Regions from separate parts of the Mus musculus genome. Here region 1 is linked to region 2. A link is a contact called in ENCODE Hi-C or POLR2A ChIA-PET data. All regions are on one chromosome and are shown on one strand. The core of a region is the stretch at or near the end of the contact, and the rest is flanking DNA. Distances in the headings are between cores, read along the strand shown.

Region 1 (4,493 bases), core at 711-3,210, 40 kb after region 2:
CTGCCTCCCATTTAATCACTCTAATTTTTTTTTTTTAAGAAAATAACTTCTTTTTTTTCCCCCCTATTTTATGTGTGTGAGTGTTTCGCTTACACACATGTCTACACCATTTGTGAGCCTGGTGCCCACAGAGGCTGGAAGAGGATGTTAGATCCTTTGAAACTGTAACCGGGACCTAAACCCTCATCTTCTGCAAGAGCATCATGTGTTTTAGAGCCTCTCTCCAGCTCTATTTTTTTTTTCTTCTGGTTTTTCGAGACAGGGTTTCTCTGTGTAACCCTGGCTGTCCTGGAACTCACTCTGTAGACCAGGCTGGCCTCGAACTCAGAAATCCACCTGCCTCTGCCTCCCAAGTGCTGGGATTAAAGGCGTGCGCCACCACTGCCCGGCTTCAGCTCTATTTTTTTAATTGTCTTTGTCCATCCATGGTGTGTGTATAGGGCAGGGGCTGTGCAGGAGCGATCAGAGGAACTTTCTGGAGTCAGCTGTAACCTCCCTCTGCCTTTATGTGGTTCTGAACTCCGGACATTAGGCTCTGTGTAGTGAGCATCTTTATGAGCTGAACCGTCCTACCAACCTCTTAGTCACTCAAATTCTGTGTGGTATCCATAGCAAAGGACCATTTTCTGTGTCATGAGTAAATTCCGATCTGTTTCTTAGGTGCTATTTCCACACGGTGCTCTTTTTTGCTCTTTTGTTAAAAATTATTCTGGGTGAAGCTATTGATAAGATAAAATAAGCTGGGGAGAAATGGCACGGGCTCTGGTAACACAGAGAAGTCACTTGATGGACCTGGAGCCCGAGAGCACGCGCGCCAGGCTCACTCCTTCAACTGTGCGTGCATGAGCTGAAGTCGTCCGGTCCTGTTTATTATCTGCCTGTGCAAAATGGAGGAGCTAGAGAAAGAACCCAAGGAGCTAAAGGGGTCTGCAACCCTATAGGTGGAACAACAATATGAACTAACCAGTACCCCTCGGAGCTCGTGTCTCTAGCTGCATGTGTATAAGAAGATGGCCTAGTTGGCTATCAGTGGAAAGAGAGGCCTATTGGTCGTGCAAACTTTATATGCCTAAGTATAGGGGAACACCAGGGCCAAGAAGTGGGGTGGGGGGTAGGGATGGGGGGAAGGGTATGGGGGACTTTTGGGGTAGCATTGGAAATGTAAATGAAGAAAATACCTAATTAAAATTTAAAAAAAAGAAAAGAAAAGAAAAGAAAAGAAAACAGAGCTTCGGGCTGATGGCACCGAGCTTGCCAGGCCAACGAGCCCACTACACATAATGAATGTGGTTTTGTTTTCTCGGAACTGCTGTGTACCAGGAAAGTCTCGTCTCTGCTCAGCTCTCTCCTTGGTGACCAAACATGAACTGTGTGTTCACTACGCTGAAGGTCGTCCACCCTCCCCGCTTCATCATTCATATTTAAACAGCCGCGTATTGCAGACCTGGCCTGCTTGTTCCCTTTCCTTTTGAAATCCACATGCAGACTTCATAAGATCAATGTTTCCAGCCCAGGGGGGATTGGCAGAGCACAAAAGCCTCCAGGATCAAAGCCTCCTGACTGGGCTCTTCTCTGGGCCTCACACATCTCTAGCTGGCTGGGCAGGGCCAGATGCCTTATCTCCACAGGCTCCGACACCCAGCAAAGGGACCACCAGTTCTTGCTGTCTTCCTGGGAGGAGCGTGCAGAACGTGTGCCATGAATTTGAAGATCTGCCCGAATGTTTCCTCCTGTGATGAACTGAATCCCCACTCCTTGAAACAGAAAGCAACTCTGGAAGAGAATGCGTCTTCTGAGGAAGGTCTCTACTAGGTGGGAAAAGGAGCGGTTTGGGTGTTTGCTCTCCGGGGACAACAGTTTTCAAAGCCACTAGAGCGTTTCTCTTTATTTTCTGAACCTGTGATAATATTAGAAGCTGTGATAGGCAGGGTGCCCAGAAAGCTGAGGGAGGTCCAGGAGCCCCGCCCTGGCTGACTCCCAGAGGCGTGGCCTTGGCATCCTAGTTAGGCTGGAAGAACCCAGGAAGGCTTTGTGGTACTTTGTGCAACCACAGACAGACAGGCAGGCGCTCTTGAGCTGGGTGGCAGGGCTTAAAAATGTCAGATAGGTCCACGTGAAGGCTGAGAGTGACCTGTAGGGTGTTGTCCTCACAGCACAACAGCCTTTACCACCTTCGTCAGAGCAGCTGTGACTGCCTGCAGCAGTCTTTTTTTAAAAAATATTTATTTATTTTATGTATATGAGTACATTGTAGTTGTACAGATGGTTGTGAGCCATCATGTGGTTGCTGGGAATTAAACTCAGGACCTCTGCTCCCTCCGGCCCAAAGATTTATTTATTATTATAATATGTAAGTACACTGTAGCAGTCTTCAGACACACCAGAAGAGGGTATTAACTCTCATTACGGGTGGTTATGAACCACCATGTGGTTGCTGGGATTTGAACTCAGAACCTTCAGAAGAGCAGTCAGTGTTCTTACTCGCTGAGCCATCTCGCCAGCCCTCCATTTTGGTTTTTGAGGCAGGGTCTCTCACTGAATGTGGAGGGCATCGATTGGCTAGTCCCCTGGCCAGCAAGCTCTGGGGAGCCTCTGTCCCCGACTTCCTAGCACTCATGCTACTATGCTAAGCATGTTATGTGTATGCTGAGTACTGAGCTCAGGTCCTCCTGTTGGTGTGGCTCGCAGTGTATCCCCTGAGCCACCTCTCCAACCTCATCTCCATCATAATTCTTGGTTGGACGGGAGCCTTCCTGAATAGTGAAGACCATGTTTCACTGTAAAAGCCTAGCTTCAGGATGCCTTAGGGTCCTGCTGCTGATCACTGGCCCCTGACCAGACAGAAAGTGTGCTTTCCAAGTGGTTGCTGCCAGCCCTTAAAACTGCAACTTCCCCTGACTTTAAAGACCTTTGTAGTGGCTATTCCTGGCTGTCAACTTGACTATAACTGGAATGAGCTACAATCCAGAATTGGAAGGCTCACCAGTGACCCTAATCTGGAGGCTGGGAGATACAAGTTTCTGACCTGGATCTTGGCATGGAGACCTTGAGGCATAGTGGCTATGAATCCTAGAAGATTAAGACAGAGAGATTTCCAAGTTCAAGGTCATCTGGGATTAAAGGTATGGTGCCACACACCTTTAATCTGGGCCACACCTTCAGCTGGAGACCTACATAAGGGCATTGTAAGAAGGAAGATTTACTCTCTCTCTTCTTCTCCTGCTTGCCTTGTGGGACTGAGCAACTGCTAGATCCTGTCACAGCTGCTGCTGACCACTGTTGGGAGTTGGACTACAGACTGTAAGTCATCAACAAATTCCCTTACTATATAGAGACGACCCGTCAGTTCTGTGACTCTAGAGAACCCTGACTAATACAACCTTTGATTCTAAATCTCCTCTACGGTGGAGTGGGTACACACACACACACACACACACACACACACACACACACACACACAGCAAGTGCCACACACTTCCTGGTGAACAGTCAAAATCAGTAGGCAGAAAACAAGTCAATGGAAAGGCTAACAGAAGGTACGCCCACCCCAGTGGCCACAGACACTGAAGGTCTTACAAGCACCAGGGCGAAAGGGACAGCTACCAGCCTCTGCAGGAAGGCCACTTCTTCAATCTTGTGCAGATTCTTGCTTGCTATTGACATGCGTGGGGAAAATGGTGGGGCCCTCTGCTTACTTCACAGGCTCTCTAGATGCTTTAGAACAAACACAGGCTCACACACAGGGGCCACTCACAGCTGGGAGACAAGGTGGCAAATTCCTCCCAACTCTTTCCCGAACTGAAAGGGCAAGCGGCCACCAGTGGTCAGGAATCAGTCTCCGGTCACACTTCCCTCACGGCCCAAAGCAGGAAGCCTGGGCCCTCACCTGGCCTTGCTGTGGCTTGGACATTTCCCATCTCTGTCTTCTTTCCTTCCTCCTTTTCAATCTTCATGGCTGTCCTTCCACAAGCACACAGACCCAGGGTTTTACCCTTGTCTGGCTTTTCTCTCGAGGCCCACGCCTACCTCTGTTATTATTCAAAGTAATTTTATGGTACAGGCAGTCGTGGAAACACTCTCCTCTTTCAGCTGTAGCCTGATGATTTAGGTGTCCCTCAGGTGCCTTGAGAATCTCGATGTACAGAAGTCTTGTGACAGCCCATCTTCCTTCCATTTCCCCCGAGTTAGCAAGCAGCCAGCAGGGCTCACCATAACCTCCAACCAGACAATCACAGATGGCGCCTTTCCTTTCTGCAGGGTTTCTGATCTCCTCCCATGGCCCCTCCCCCACCCCAGACTGGAATAGTGCTGCCTCACTTACAGTCAGTCGGGCTCGCTGGCTGCTCTGTGGGTTCAGCTGCCTCCAGTCCATGCTCAGAGTTCCAACCAAGTGCTCTCCTGACTGGGGAGCGAGGCTTTCTAGGATCTTCTCTCCTAAGGAAAGATTCCCTATCAGACTCCGAGCCAGGTCTGCCTCAGCCTCCCAAGTGCTG
Region 2 (4,444 bases), core at 1,000-3,499:
GACCAGCCTGGTTTATAAAGTCAGTTCCAGAGAAACCCTGTCTCAAAAAGGGGGGGTTGGGGAAGAAGAGGCAGAGAAGGAAAGAAGGAAAGAAGGAGAAGAGAGGAGAGGAGAGAGGAAAGACCAGACCACCCAGAGCACCAACAGCCACTAGCTGCTCTTGCAGAGGACCTGGGTTCAGTTCCCAGCACCCACACTGTGGCTTACAACCACCTGTTATTCCAGTTCTAGGAGTGTCTGAAGCCCTCTTCTGGCCTTCACAGGCACTGCATGCATACATAGTATACAGACGTACACAAAGCAGAAATAAATCTTTTTTAAAAATCACCTCTAAAAAGGAAAAAAAAGAAACCAACAACCCTATAATATAAAGAGGCTGGGGTCTCCCCATTTCTGAGCCCATGTGACTAAGAATGGAGGGTGTGTAGAAGTGGCCCAGGCCCTCCCAAGGCCTTGTCCATACATATGACCTGAGGCTTCTCCCATGGGAAGAGTCACTGTGACTTCAGAAGCCACCTGGCTAAGAGCATTCATCCACAGGCAGTTAAGATCACCACAGAGGGTCTTTTTCCTCTCTTATTTCTATTTTTTTAAATAGTTATTAATTTTTAATTATGTGTGTGCATGTATGTATGTGTGTGTACATGTGAATGTGGGTGCCCACAGAGGTCAGAGGGGTCAGATGCTATGGAGCTGTAGTTACAGGTGCTTATAGGCCTCCCTTTGGAAGAGCAGTGCTCATAACTGCTGAGTTATCATCTCTCTAGCACTGTCTTATTATTTTTTGAACATTTTTAAAAAATATTTTTATTAGTCCTTTGAGAATTTTGTACATTTAAAAAAAAGATTTATTTATTTTATGTATGTGAGTACACTGTTGTTGTCTTCAGACACCCCAGAAGAGGGCATTGGATCCTATTGCAGATGGTTGTGAGCCACCATGTGGTTGCTGGGAATTGAACTCAGGACCTCTGGAAGAACAGCCAGTGCTCTTAACCACTAAGCCATCTCTCCAGCCTGCACTGTCTTATTTTTAACCTCACATTTTGTGAGATTTTTTTTTTTTCAGGAAAGAGCAACCATCCTTTTACAATTGGAAAAAAATAAGCAAAATCCTTTCTGAACATGACTAAGTCTCTCCAAAAGCCTTGGCCAGGAATCTGGCTGGCCCCCAATCCCCATGGCACTGGGCGGAGGAATCTGTGGCAGACAAAGAGATGCAGACAAAAGGCCATGCCAGCAGCGCAGGGCCAAAGGGCAGGGGCATGGGTGGGTGGCGGAGAGCAGGCTGCACAGTGGGAGTAGCTGCTGCTGATCCAGAGCTCCGCCCCCACAGTGTTGCTCCGCCCCACGGTGTTGCTCCATCCCCACTTTGTTGTTTTTCTTGTAGAGCTATTTTGACATTTTTTTCTAGAAACTTAATACACACCCGCAGCCACTCCCTGCCTCTCAACACTTCTTTTGAAATATGCCTTCACGTGTGCTTAGCCTCTGCTCGGGTTCTTTGTGGCTCCAAACTGCTGCCCAGTTGCAAGTCTTGTAGAGCTTCCGAGAAGTCTGCTTTCCTATTTAGCAAAGCCAAGAACTCGGGGACAGAAAAATCATCCCCACGGCCTCAGAAGACAGGAGTGCCCCGTGATTAGCAGAGCAGTGCTTGCAAGCAGAAGGCTTCGTGACCCAATAGTGTACCTCACAGCAGGCAGGGCTAAGCCCAGCATCAGATGGCACTCACACTGGCTGGTGAGGCTGCAGGCAGAGTTCAGGGGATCTGAACCTCTTGGGCAAAGCCGCCACACCAAGGAATTTCATTAACGCAGCGCCCTGCCCACCTGACGCTGCAGCCCCAGCAGTAAATAAGCAGACACAGCCCCGCAGCCCTCAGGATGGACAGCTGCCCATAGGGCATGTGTGGCTGCGGAAGGCTAAGGTCCTTCTCAAGTGCAAAGAGGTTAAGAAAACCAGGCATAAGATGACCCAGCTAGCAAATACTGACAATCCAGTTTGGGACACACACGTTCTAGCACGCACTCGCGCTCGCGCACGCACACGCACACGCAAACACACATACCCACACACACACTACTTTATTAACACAGTAAATCACATGATCTGAACCACAGATCTTCTAACTCCAGTAACTCTGAAATAATATTGAACATAACCAACACTTGGAGACTGTGCGACAGCTGCACCGTAAACTAAAAATACCCATGTCAGAATGCCAGGCCCTGCTAATAGCAGAGGGGCTTTGCTGCTGCCTGCTGTATGAGCCAGAAAACCGTCAGGGGTCAAGTGGAGGGGAGAGTGGAGTCACTTTCCCATCTAAGCTTGTGGGTCCCTGAGTTCTATCCAGGGGTCCCCAACACTACACAGACCTCACGTGACAACCTGAAGTCTAGCCGATGGAGAAAGCAAGAGAGTGTAAGGAGCTGACAGCTGAAAAGTCAAACAATAGGCTGGAGAGATTGGCTGAGGGGTTAAGAGCACTTACTGCTCTTTTAGGGGACCCAGGTACGGTTCCCAGCACCAACTGGCAGCTAGCAACTTGGTGGTTCACAGTTCACAACTATCTGTAGCTAGTTCCATTGGATCCAATGTCTTCCAGTCTCTGTGGGCACCAGACACAAACACAGTGCACACATATACATGCAGGTAATCACACACTGCCCTTGCTTGTCAATTTGATACATTTGGAAATAACTAAAAGCCAAATGGCTGGACACGCCCATGAGGACGCTTTTCTTAATTAAATTTGTTGAAGTTGGGAAGACCCACTTTTAGATCCATGTTTAATCTGGGCCGTACCTTCTGCTGGTCACCTACACAAAGGACCTGGAAGGAGGAAGCTCTCCTCTCTATGGTTGCTTGCTTTCACTCTCACTGGTAAATCCATTCCTGAACGAGCTTTGGAGTCTACTTCTTTGGGATTCCAGCGTCTACTGAGGAGCAGCTGAGCCATCCAGCCTCATGGACTGAGCAGCTACTGGATTTTGGACTTTCTGTGGGTATCCAGACATTGTTGGACCACAGCCTGTAAGTCACTCTAATAAGTCACATATATATTATGCATTCACTATATACAATATATAAGTATATATAATATGTGCATATACACATATACATGTACCCACACATATATATATCTTCAAATCCCAAGTAGAAATAGTATTTTATTTTATTTATTTTATTTATTTATTATTTATTTTTGGTTTTTCAAGACAGGGTTTCTCTGTATAGCCCTGGATATCCTGGAACTCATTTTGTAGACCAGGCTGGCCTCAAACTCAGAAATCTGCCTCCCTTGCCTCCAGAGTGCTGAGATTAAAGGCATGCACCACCACATCCGGCTTCAGTGTCAATTTTAAAAACATAAAATTAAATAAAGTTTTAAAAGGATTCTTTCCGGGTTTGGAGAGATGGCTCAGAGGTTAAAGGCACATACTGCTCTTGCAGAGGACCTGAGTTCAGTTCTCAGCACCCACACTGGGTAGTTCACAACCACCTGTAACTCCAGTTCCAGGAATCCTACCCTTTCAGCCTCCACATACACTGTACTCACGTGTACATACCACAAACACACATAACAAAAACAAAATATTTTTTTTAATGTTCTGGAAGAATCTAGTAGATTCTAAAAAATCTTAAGTAAATTTTTTACATGTGCTCTAGCTTTCAAAATTAATAAGCATCCTTTTCTTCTAGTTTTTGACTGCTTTTTCAATCCATATTTGTGATTTAGGTGTCCTTCGAACAGTTTACAGAGAGGTAATTTAAAATTTCTATATGGATGTAATGGACCAAGGAGCCACCATAGGACAAAAGGGACCCAGAGAAAAAGAGATGGTGATACCATCAGACATGGGGTGGAGGTGGCAGGCACTGGAGCCCAAAGGAGACACCGTAACTACAGGAGGCCACTCAGCAGGACAGGCTACTGGAGCAAACCCCAGCCTTCTCCTGGCTTAGCCCTGGCAGAAGCCAGCACACAGGAGTCTGGGCAGTGCAGCCCTCAGAGGCTGGCTCCCCCATCCCTGTGCTGAGTAGTTTTATGCCAACTTGACACAGCTAGAGTTTTCTGAAAGAAGGAAAACTCAATTGCGGGGGGTGGGGGGAACCCTCTGTAAGATCCAGATATAGAGCATTTTCTTAGTGATTAATGGAGGAGGGGGAAACCCATTGTAGGTGGTGCCATCCTTAAACTGGTGGCCCTGGGTTCTTTAAGAAAGTAGGCTGAGCAAGCCATGGAAAGCAAGTTAGCACCCCTCCATGACCTCTGCATCAGCTCCTGTCTTCAGGACCCTGCCCTGTGTGAGTTCCTGTCCTGGCTTCCTTTAATGATGGGCTACAGTGCATATAGGCCCTTTCCTCCCCACTTGCCTTTAGTCATGGTGTCTCATCGCAGAAATAGAAACCCTAGCTAAGACAATGACATAGGCACAGATGG

Evidence for each region. A loop is a pair of places that touch in the nucleus more often than their neighbours do. ChIA-PET counts read pairs that join two places held with the same protein, here RNA polymerase II (POLR2A).
Region 1: a loop to region 2 is called in a map of T-helper 2 cell, with 2.2 times the contacts of the local background. The contact joins two enhancer-like sites. A Hi-C loop is called at or near these places in 2 of 37 maps with a recorded cell type or tissue (T-helper 2 cell and left cerebral cortex). POLR2A ChIA-PET finds 5 or more read pairs at or near these places in 1 of 5 experiments (Patski).

The regions. Positions count from the first base shown.
Region 1 is chr12:105,018,087-105,022,579 of GRCm38, forward strand. It overlaps Gm46375 (a long non-coding RNA gene), which reads right to left. Exons shown (of 2, transcript XR_003950255.1): 1 at 4,322-4,493. Among named protein-coding and RNA genes, the nearest start is that of Gm46375, 6.4 kb to the right of the region's middle. Within about 2 kb of position 1,961, at least 2 of the 3 ENCODE cell types and tissues checked have a DNase peak (open chromatin) inside an H3K27ac peak, as active enhancers do.
Region 2 is chr12:104,977,311-104,981,754 of GRCm38, forward strand. All of the region lies in intron 2 of Syne3 (spectrin repeat containing, nuclear envelope family member 3), which reads right to left. Among named protein-coding and RNA genes, the nearest start is that of Syne3, 19 kb to the right of the region's middle. Within about 2 kb of position 2,250, at least 1 of the 3 ENCODE cell types and tissues checked has a DNase peak (open chromatin) inside an H3K27ac peak, as active enhancers do.